Regions from separate parts of the Homo sapiens genome. Here region 2 is linked to region 1. A link is an interaction called in ENCODE POLR2A ChIA-PET data of the cell type or tissue named here. Cell type or tissue: Panc1. All regions are shown on one strand. Links, peaks and the distances in the headings refer to the core of each region. The heading gives the core; the rest is flanking DNA.

Evidence for each region. Peaks named below come from ENCODE experiments on the same cell type or tissue, not always from the same donor. Only the 100,000 strongest peaks of a DNase experiment are listed, where the experiment ranks them.
Region 2: POLR2A ChIA-PET joins it to region 1 with 14 read pairs; 3 of 35 experiments call an interaction of 5 or more read pairs at or near these places.

The regions. Positions count from the first base shown.
Region 1 is chr13:45,313,033-45,318,344 of GRCh38, reverse strand. No RefSeq gene overlaps it. Among named protein-coding and RNA genes, the nearest start is that of SNORA31B, 21 kb to the left of the region's middle. In Panc1, for the core only: no CTCF peak of the experiment used is centred there; no DNase peak of the experiment used is centred there.
Region 2 is chr13:45,216,919-45,222,230 of GRCh38, reverse strand. The region is part of intron 5 of GTF2F2 (general transcription factor IIF subunit 2); the gene reads right to left. Among named protein-coding and RNA genes, the nearest start is that of KCTD4, 19 kb to the right of the region's middle. In Panc1, for the core only: no CTCF peak of the experiment used is centred there; a DNase peak (open chromatin) is centred at 2,150; H3K27ac peaks cover 504 bases.

The DNA of each region.
Region 1 (5,312 bases), core at 890-4,889:
GGTCTTGCTTTGTTGCCCAGGCTGTAGTGCAGTGGTGCAATCATGGCTCACTGTAGCCTTGACCTTCAAGCAATTCTCTCACTTCGGCCTCCTGAGTAGCTGGGACTACAGGCATGCTTCACCGTGCCCAGCTAATTTTTTAATTTTTTTGTAGAGATGGAGTTTCATCATGTTGCCCAGGCTGGTCTCAAACTCCTGGGCTCATGCAATCTGCCCACTCTGACCTTCCAAAGTGTTAGGGTTACAGGCATGAGCCACCAGGGCCCAGCCCTACGTATCCATTCCTACCTGGGTATTGAGTATCAATGATTGTTAATATCACAAAAAGAGAGACAACCAAGTATCTGTTACATACTTCCTGATGGAAGAACACACCACCAACTATGAAATGGCCTTGTCAAAAGATCAAACCTAAAGCTGATTGACATCCGTATACCAAATTATGGCAACTGTAGGGACAGAGGGCATATTATATGACACTACAGTGATGCCATTGCTGAAGCCCTGACTGGGGAATTCTAAAGGACAAACAACTTGAGTTTGTTTTTGTTTTTTTTAACAAATAAATCAAAAGAAAAAAGAAACAGATAAATTCTAGATTAATAAGAGATTTAAAAGATCAACCAATCGCAATGTATAAACCTTATTTGTGTTACCGGAAAGGGGTTCCAATCCAGACTCCAAGAGAGGGTTTGTGGATCTTGTGGAAGAAAGAATTCAGGGCCAGTCTGTAGAGTAAAGTGAAAGTAAATTTATTAGGAAAGGAAAGGAATAAGGAATGGCTACTCCATAGAGCAGGCCCAAGGGCTGCTGGTTGCCCATTTTTATGGTTATTTCCTGATGACATGCTAAACAAGGGGTGGATTATTCATGCCTCCTCTTTTTAGACTATATAGGGTAACTGCCTGATGCTGCCATGGCATTAGTAACTGTCATGGCACTGGTGGGAGGGTAGCAGTGAGGACGACCAGGGGTCACTCTCATCACCATCTTGGTTTTGGTGGGTTTTGGCCGGCTTATTTACTGCAAGCTGTTTTATCAGCAAGGTCTTTATGACCTGTATCTTGTGTTGACCTCCTAGCTCGTCCTGTGACTCAGAGTGCCTTAACCTCCTGGGAATGAGGCCCAGCAGGACTTAGCCTTGTTTTACCCAGCCTCTATTCAAGATGGAGTTGCTCTGGTTCAAAGACCTCCGACATTTGATCCTGATTGAAGCAAACTATAAAAAAAGAAATTTATGACATTGATGATATTATGGTTATTTTTTCTAGTCTTTTTTACCTTTAGTTTCTTTTTTTTTACTTTTATTTTAGGTTTGGGGGTCCACGTGCAGTTTTGTTATATAAGTAAACTCGTGTCACAGGGCTTCGTTGTATAGATTATTTCATCACGCAGGTACTAAGCCTTGTACCCAATAGTTATTTCTTCTGCTCTGAAGTCTTAATCTTTTAGAGAACATTATCTCTTGAGATTTGTTTTAAAATAATATAGCAAGGGAGAAGTGAGTGGTGAGATAGTTGAAACCAAATGGGCTCTGGTTGATAATACTGAAGCAGGAGGACGGGTACACAGGTTATTATTGAAATTTTCCATAATTAGAAAAATTAAAATTAAAAAAATAAAACAGACTGCCCCTCAGCCAAGTCTTCCGGGCTCCAGAGGGCCTTTTGAAAAACTGTTAGCCCTCGCAGTGGGTTAATATAGTAACAAATGATTAATCATTAACATTTTAGTCTGTGATGGTTTCCAGCAGCTTCACTGAAATGCCTGCCTTCCGCAGCCCAGCCTTTCACTCTTCAGCCCACCTCTCCAGCTTCTCCCTCCGAGACCCCTGCAGCCCCAACATACCCTCCACTTCTCTGCACCCAACCCCTTGCTGCCGGTGCCATTTTGCCTCCTGCAATGACCCCTCTGCCATCCTCGACCTGGCAGAGCCTGCTTATGTTTACCAATCCAGATAAATGCTGCTTCCTTTGTGAGAGCTTCCTCCTCCTCTTCCTCCTCCTCCTCCTTTCTCCCACTTTTCTTCCTCCCCCTCCTCCCCCTCCTCCCCCTCTTCCTCTCTCCTCCTCCCCCTCTTCCTCCTCTTCCTCTGTCAGAATCCATCACTCCCCCCAAAGAGCTCTGATTCTATTGTTCTTTCTATGTACTTAGCACCTTATGTTACATTTTCTTTCTTTCTTTCTTTCTTTTTTCTGGAGGGCAGTGGCGCAATCTCAATCTCTGCTTCCCGGGTTCAAGTGATTCTCCTGCCTCAGCCTCTCAAGTACCTGGGACTACAGACACATGCTGCCATGCCCGGCTAGTTTTTTGCATTTTTAGTAGACATGGGGTTTCACCATGTTGGCCAGGCTGCTCTGGAACTCCTGACCTCAAGTGATCCTCCTGACTCGGCCTCCCAAAGAGCTGGGATTACAGGCGTGAGTCATGGCACCTGGCCTTTATGTTACATTTTCACGTAATATTCCAACTTTTTTTTCATGTAATATTCCAACTTAAATTAAGATGGACATTTTTGGCAGATTAACTATTTGGGTTAATCTATCTGTCTACTCTAATCTCAGTCAAGGCTGGACAACCTTCATTTAAAGGCACTTTGGCCTTTGGCCAGAGTTCAGCGGGCCACACTCAGGCTGGATGGGCTGCAGGGCTGCAAATTTGAAACAGCAACAGGTGCTGACAGGCCGAGCAGCTGGGGAGAGACTGGCACAAAGGAGTGCACATGCCCTGGCCCAAAGGCGCACCCACCTCCCAGCTACAGGGGACTGTGGACCCTAGGTTAAGGGCGCCTTTAAATATTCATTCTCGGACCTCATTTTGGATTCATTATTTTATATTCATTTCCTTAACCAGGGCCTCACAAATGGTATCAGTTTAGGCCCTAGAAAGCCTGGGCCCTGGGGCTGGGCGCGGTGGCTCATGCCTGTAATCCCAGCACTTTGGGAGGCCGAGACAGGTGGATCACTTGAGGCCAGGAGTTCGAGACCAAGCTGGCCAACATGGTGAAACCTCGTCTCTACTAAAAACATAAAAATTAGGTGGGCGTGGTGGCGCACGCCTGTAATCCCAGCTACTTGGGAGGCTGAGAATTGCTTGAACCTGGGAGGCGAGGTTGCAGTGAGCCAAGATCGTGCCACTACACTCCAGCCTGGGCGACAGAGTAAGACTCTGTCTCAAAAAAAATTTAAAAAAAGAAAACCTGGGCCCCACCCCCTGGCTGCACGTTCCACCTTTTCTTGCTGATTTGGAGTTGAGCCCAATCTCTCCCCCACTGGGGAACAGTCCTTATATATATGGTGACGGCCCCCCGACTAAAGTCTGCCATTCCACTTTAACAAGTGTCAGTAGTGACCCTCCCCTCCCCTCCCCTCCCCTCTCCTCTCCTTTCCTTCTTTTTGAGATGGAATCTTCCTCTGTCGCCCAGGCTGGAGTGCGGTGGCGTGATCTTGGCTCACTGATTCCTCTGCCTCCCAGATTCAAGCGATTCTTCTGCCTCGGCCTCCTGAGTAGCTGGGATTACAGACATGTGACACTACACCCAGCTAATTTTTGTGTGTGTTTTTTTTTTTTTTTTTGAGACGGAGTCTCGCTCTGTCGCCCAGGCTGGAGTGCAGTGGCGGGATCTCGGCTCACTGCAAGCTCCGCCTCCCGGGTTCACGCCATTCTCCTGCCTCAGCCTCCCAAGTAGCTGGGACTACAGGCGCCCGCCACTACGCCCGGCTAATTTTTTGTATTTTTAGTAGAGACGGGGTTTCACCGTTTTAGCCGGGATGGTCTCGATCTCCTGACCTCGTGATCCGCCCGCCTCGGCCTCCCAAAGTGCTGGGATTACAGGCGTGAGTTGTGTTTTTAGTAGAGACGGGGTTTCGCCATGTTGGCCAGGCTGGTCTCGAACACCTGACCTCAAGTGATCTGCCCACCTTGGCCTCCCAAAGTGCTGGCGTGAGCCACCACGCCCGGCCATGAGTAATTTTTTCTGTAGCACACATCTGGCACGTCCCCTCTCCCTCACTCAGCTCCAGTTGCTCAGGCCTCCCCAGTGCCCCTCAAACATCCCCCCCAACTCCTGACCTTATGCTCGCTCTGCCCTTGGAGTCCCATGTGGCTTACACTCTCATTTCTTTTTCTTTTTTCTTTTTTTTGAGATGGAGTCTTGCTCTGTCCACCAGGCTGGAGTGCAATGGCACAACCTCGGCTCACTGCAACCTCTGCCTCCTAGGTTCAAGCCATTCTCCTGCCTCAGACTCCCAGGTAGCTGGGACTACAGGCATGTGCCACCACGCCTGGCTAATTTTTTTTTTTTTTTTTTTTTTGGATTTTTAGTAGAGGTGGGGTTTCACTGTGCTGGCCAGGCTGGTCTCGAACTCCTGACCTCATGATCCACCTGCCTCGGCCTCCCAAAGTGCTGGGATTACAGATGTGAGCCACTGCGCCCAGCCTACACTCTCATTTCTTAGGGTCTCTGCTCTCTTATCAGGAAGGGCTTTCCTAAAGAACCATCTAAATAGCAGTGCCCGACACTCTATCCCGCCTCCCGACTGACATACCATTACCTTCTGATGGGTGAGACCCTGACTTGCTGTTACCGTAGCCCCCATCAGAATGACATCCATTAGAACAGAAGGACCATGAAAGCAGGGACAAGGGCTCTATTTTAGCTTTCACTTTAAGAACACATTTTGTGGGTACTTCATTGTGGATACTTCATAAATATTTGCTTTATAAAGCACAAAACAAAAAATCAGATCAGAAAACAATATGGGCTTTAAAACCTAACAAGACCAGGCATGGTGGCTCACACCTGTAATCCCAGAACTGGTAGGCAACATGGTGAAACCTCATCTCTACCAAAAATACAAAACAAACAAACAAACAAACAAAAGCCGGGCATGGAGGTCATCACCTGTAGTCCCAACTACTAGGGAGGCTGGGGTGGGAGAATCGCTTGAACCTGGGAGACAGATGTTGTAGTGAGGCGAGATCATGCCACTGCACCCCAGCCTGGGTGACAAAGTAAGACCCTGTCTTAAAAACAAAAAACAAACAAAAACATCTAACAAGAATGTTGGCATCAAGCAAAATGTTTCATCTGAAAATAAGAAACTCTGGGTATGGCCGGGTGGGGTGGTTCATGCCTGTAATCCCAACGCTTTGGGAGGCTGAGGCGGCAGATCACTTGAGGTCAGGAGTTCAAGACCAGCCTGGCCAACATGGTGAAACCCCCATCTCTACTAAATAAATAAATAAATAAATAAATAAATAAATAAGGCCGGGTGCGGTGGCTCACGCCTGTAATCCCAGCACTTTGGGAG
Region 2 (5,312 bases), core at 487-4,486, 96 kb after region 1:
ACATTCATTCGTGCAATGAATACTTACTGAGCACTATTATGTATGAGACACTATGCTAGGTGGTGGAGATATAGTCAGTATGTCATAATTAATTAATTAAGGTAGTCACACAATGGTAAGTGTTAAGAATACAATAAACCTGAGTAATGTCATAGCACATAATTAGGTGGTGGTAGTGGCGGCGGTGGGGAGAAGTCTATACTATTTCACCCAGCAGTGGTCGAGAAAGGCCCATCTGAGGAGGTTCCATATAAACTGAGAGAACTGCATGGTTGGAAGGGGGCTACCAACTGAAGATCTGATGAAAGATATGTGTTTAGACAGAAAGAAGGGCCCTGAGATGGGACTATACTTGTTCTTTTTGACAGATAAAAGGTGGCAACTATGGCTGCTGTCTAATGAATGAGATGTGTAGTGGAAGAAGAGGTTAAAAAAGCTTCAGGATCAGATCAAAGTTCTGAAGGCCAGATGATGCAGGATTTGTACATTTTATTTTAACTGCAATAAGCAGGGAAGTGGTATGACTAGATCTACACTAATGAGTCTGACCTGTGAGGGATGGTCCATAGGGGGAAGGAAGGAGCTACTACTTAGGAGGTTACTGCAGTAGTGGAGGCAGGGCCAGCTTCATGAAGAGGGAGCCTGTGCAGTCATACTGGGACCCCACTTGGAAGGGCCCTGAGCTTGATTTAATGCTCCACTGTCACTGATTTCATTTTTATTAAAATTTCTATAGTTTTGGGGGGTACAGATGGTTTTTGGTTACATGGATAAGTCCCTCAGTGGTCTTTTTGAAATTTTTAATAATGTATGAACAAAAGGCCCCATATTTTCATTTTGCACTAGGTCCTGCAGATTATATAGTCAGTCCTGAACTTATATTCTGGAGCAAAAATGGCAGCTTAGAATAGTGTAGTAGGATTCAGGGTGTATTGTGTTGGTACAACTAACAGGACTTGGTCATTGACTAGATGTGTCTTGTCAAGAAAAGAAGAATCATGGATAACTCCCAGGTTTTTTACCTGAGAAACTGCGTAAAAAATGGGTAAGACTGGGGGCAGGGAGGACACTGCATTAGAGGTGGGCTAACAACCAAGAATTCAATTTTACGCATGTGAAGTTAAAACACGAAGGAGACATCCAAGTAGAGCTCTGAAGGGGAATGGTGTACATGAGTGTAAAGCTCAGGAGAGAGGTCTAGAGGGGTCTAGGCCAGAGATACAAATTCTGGGGTTTCTCTCTCTATATATATACACACACAGACACACACACACACACACACACACACACACATACATTTTAAGCAGATGGGATCACTTACCAAGATAAGGTCGGAGGCAAAAAGTTCAGACGGTAAGTAGGAGCCTACAAAGATGACTAAGGTCAGTAACCAAAGGAGAAGAATTGTACCAAAGACAGAGCCCTGAAGGAGACCTAGGAACCCCCCTCAGAGTAAAATACACTCGATCAGTGACTCTTACTAGATCAAGTCTAGCCCGTTCAGTCTGGCACAAAATAAACTACCATCAGCCCAACCGACCAGGCAATTCTATGTATTCCTTTTTCTGTCCATCTCGGCTTTACCAGGGTGACCTCTACTAAGTTTCCCAGAACACTGCTATTGTTTTATCCCTTCCTTGGTTGGGCTGTGCCATTCCTGCCTGGGAGCCCTCCCTCCACTCTTTATCTAGTCAAAGTCTACTGATACTTATATGGTAGTATAAGTATGGAAAATACTTATATGATGAAGTTTGACTTCTGAAATCTAGTATTTACTGCCTGTGCCAATTTCTCACACAGCATAAAATAATACCCTAAATTATTAGTTACATTAAATTAGTATGATCAATTTTCCAAGAAACATAAGATCTGGTTGCTTTTTAATGTTACACTGCTTAGTATACACTAGATGCTCAGTAAACATCTGTTAAACAAATGAGTAATAAATGGCACTCTGAAGCTATGAAATATAGGGAAGTAACAAAAGCAGATAAATCAACTTGGCATGCAATAGCTTAAAAAAGAATGAGTCATTGTGATCAAACCCTGGGCAGCTTGTAGGACACAAATGCATAAAGCCAAATCACATGCTTTTCATTCCTTTCTTTACTTAACAAGTATTTATCACGCACCTACTAGGTGTCAGGTACTCTTCTATTCATGAGAAACACACCCATAAATGAATCAGACAAAAAAGGTCTTTGCCCTAATGGAGCCGCGTTCTACTGGGAATACTGCTCATTGGCATATTTTGTTTTATGTAACCTCACCACGCCCATATATGTCATCCTTTCCCGTTTTTCTGACATGTACTATTTTTCAGTTTGAAAAGTTTCTGCCTGAACATTATTAATTCCTTCCTTTGGGATTTCCTCAAATATATAACACATTAAAAGAAAAAGGTTTTAGACATTTTGAGGCTTTCAAGTCATAAAAACAAAAGTGTACAATATATGACAATAGAAATATCTGGGGTACATTATAGATTAGCAGATCTTCAAAACAGCACAACTACTAGTTCATTAAAACTACCCACACACAGCATTAGAGATTTCACATAAACTTCAGAAAAGTAAACTTCACAGACTCGTAAAATCATTTAATGTCCTACCTCTCCTGCAGAAATATGGAGCTTTGAAATTCAATTCAATCATGCTATCAAAGTTCGCTTTTAAATTAAAAAATCAGAAATTAGATAAAAATTCCAAACTAAAAGAATGAGACCATTTTACATCTTATATGAATCTTGTATTTATTTTATAATGTAACGGAACCATGGTACTAACAATGTTGGTTTAAGTTGTGGGACTTTGAAGGTCATTCAATAAGAGGGAGGAGAGAGACAGTACCAGCTGCTCCTTTCTCTTTTCCTACGAATAAGCCAGGCAACCTTTTGAAACTGAAAGCTGAAAGAGGTAGCTTGTCAGCTGATTCCTTTGGAATCAATCAGATGTGGGTTCAAATTCCAGCTTTGCCATTTACAAATCATGACCTTGGGCAAATCGCAACTTTTCTGTGATTCAATTTTCTTTTTTGTGAGAAAGGAAATGAGATTTTTTTTTTTAAGGATAGTCACTAAAAAGAACTTCTAATTCATAAAATATGAAGCCATATAAAAGTGAGGGACCCACTATGCAGGCTGAACCATTCTAGCTGAAAGTCATTTCCTTTGAGCAGCCTTTTTTTTAAAAAAAACAAAACAAAACAAAAAAACCCCCAACATCTTCTCTTTCTCTACTTAGAAACTCAAAGATTCCTTAAATAATTCAAGTTTTCTTTACAATACATCCCATGGCAACTGCATTACAGTCTCAAGCAAGACAGATAGAATGTAACACACTTAGGAGTCAGGTGTTCCTGTACTGTCAGTGACAAACTACTAGGAATATTTAAATCCTGATCATCCCAAAGTCTAAATTAGTTCTTCCTAATAGTAAGCTAAAGACTTGATTAACAGCATTTAACAATCCCAGACCATTCGGCACCCCATCAATTCAATTCCCTAAATGAGACCCTTTTTCTTGAACAAAGAACATGTGGTATCTTTTCTGCATTTTCAAATGTTTCAGAAAAATCAAAGACCAAGAATTGAAAATTCCAGTGCCTGCAAGGACAGGCAAGTTTATTTGAAATTACTTAAATTTTAAGTAAACTGGTAAGAAAATAGGACACATTGGCCTGCAGCAAACTGGAGGGTGCAGCCCCTTCCTAGATCAGCCTGTTTTATAGTGCACAATGACGTTGTGTTAAAGGGGCACATTCACATGAGAGATGGCAATTATCGTGTCAATTTTCTGACAGATGGCAGTAATTTCTTGTTTAACAAAATCTGTAAATTACCACAATTTTCTGACAGATAAAAATAAAAACACTTGAGGAAGGAGCACCTTTTTCTAATACGTACAAAGATGCCATATGGGCTAGTCAGTGACTGTCCTGCTCCTGCCTAAGGGAATTTGGTCACTTCTGTGGGTCACCTTCAGCACCCATTTTAAATCCTCAGAACAGATCTCTAACAAATGCAGCTAGGTCAGATCTGCCCATTTGGCCCACGAAGCAGAGATGGTTGTCCTGGTGACAAATCCTCCAGCAAACTAAAACGATTCCTTAATTTTGTGTTTGGGGCCAATCTATAAATGGTTTAATTTCAGTGAGTTCTCTTTCTTTCCCATGGGGAGAAAAAAATCTGCCTACTCAAATTACTTGAACAGGTAATCTAATGGCTTTTATTTCACACTTAGTAATAAAAGGTTTAAAACCAAATACCCAGTTTGACTTATGCCCATTCATTCTTAAAATATATCCAGAATTGACAGGCTAGAAAAGATCAGAACAAGATAAAAAGTAGACACCTAAAGACAGACATTGCTAAGGGGAAAAAGTAAAAACAGGAGATGCCTGGATAATAAAGACAAACTTTCCATACTTCATAGTTTTGCCTAAGGTTAACCCTGTTGATTTTCAACTGTGAGTGAACAAAGAGAAACTGTGTGCTGAGGTATTTTTATCCTGCAAAGCTGTAAGGCTTTGTAGAAACACCATCACATGCCAATACTGCTTCTCAGGACTTATAATTTGAATTTTAAACAAAGCTAACTAAAAAAGAGTATCAATTCTGGAGATTCATTAACCAAGGTGTAACTATAAATCCTTAACTTTAAAATGCTCATCTTTGGTTGCTCTACTAGTGTTAACTGAACATAAAGCTGTTAGAATGAAGATGAACAAGATACAGTCCCTGACCTCAAGGGGCTCACAATCTAGCACAGACAGAAACAAAAGTAATAAAGGTAAAATAAAAAGCAAAATGTGAGTAATGGTTTATTTTAAAAAGTGTAGCTGGAGTTTGGTGGACATGGTACTTATTCTGTGTGAAGAGAAACGGTCAGGGAGATTTCCCATTTGAGCTGAATCTTTTTTTTTTTTTTTTTTTGAGATGGAGTCTCGCTCTGTCACCTAGGCTGGAGCGTGGCGGCGTGATCTCGGCTCACTGTAACCTCCACCTCCCAGGTTCAAGCAATTCTCTGCCTCAACCTCCCGAGTAGCTGGGATTACAGGTGGCCACCACCATGCCCAGCTAATTTTTCTATTTTTAGTAGAGACGGGGTTTCACTCTCTTGGCCAGGCTGGTCTTGAACTCCTGACCTCATGATTCACCTGCCTCGGCCTCCCAAAGTGCTGGGATTACAGGCGTGAGCCACTGCGCCCGGCCCATTTGAGCTGAATCTTAAAGCAACCAAGAGCACTGCAGACATTTAGGGACATGAAAGCACTTGATGCACTTGGGGAAGAGTGAAAATGGCTGGCTTTGA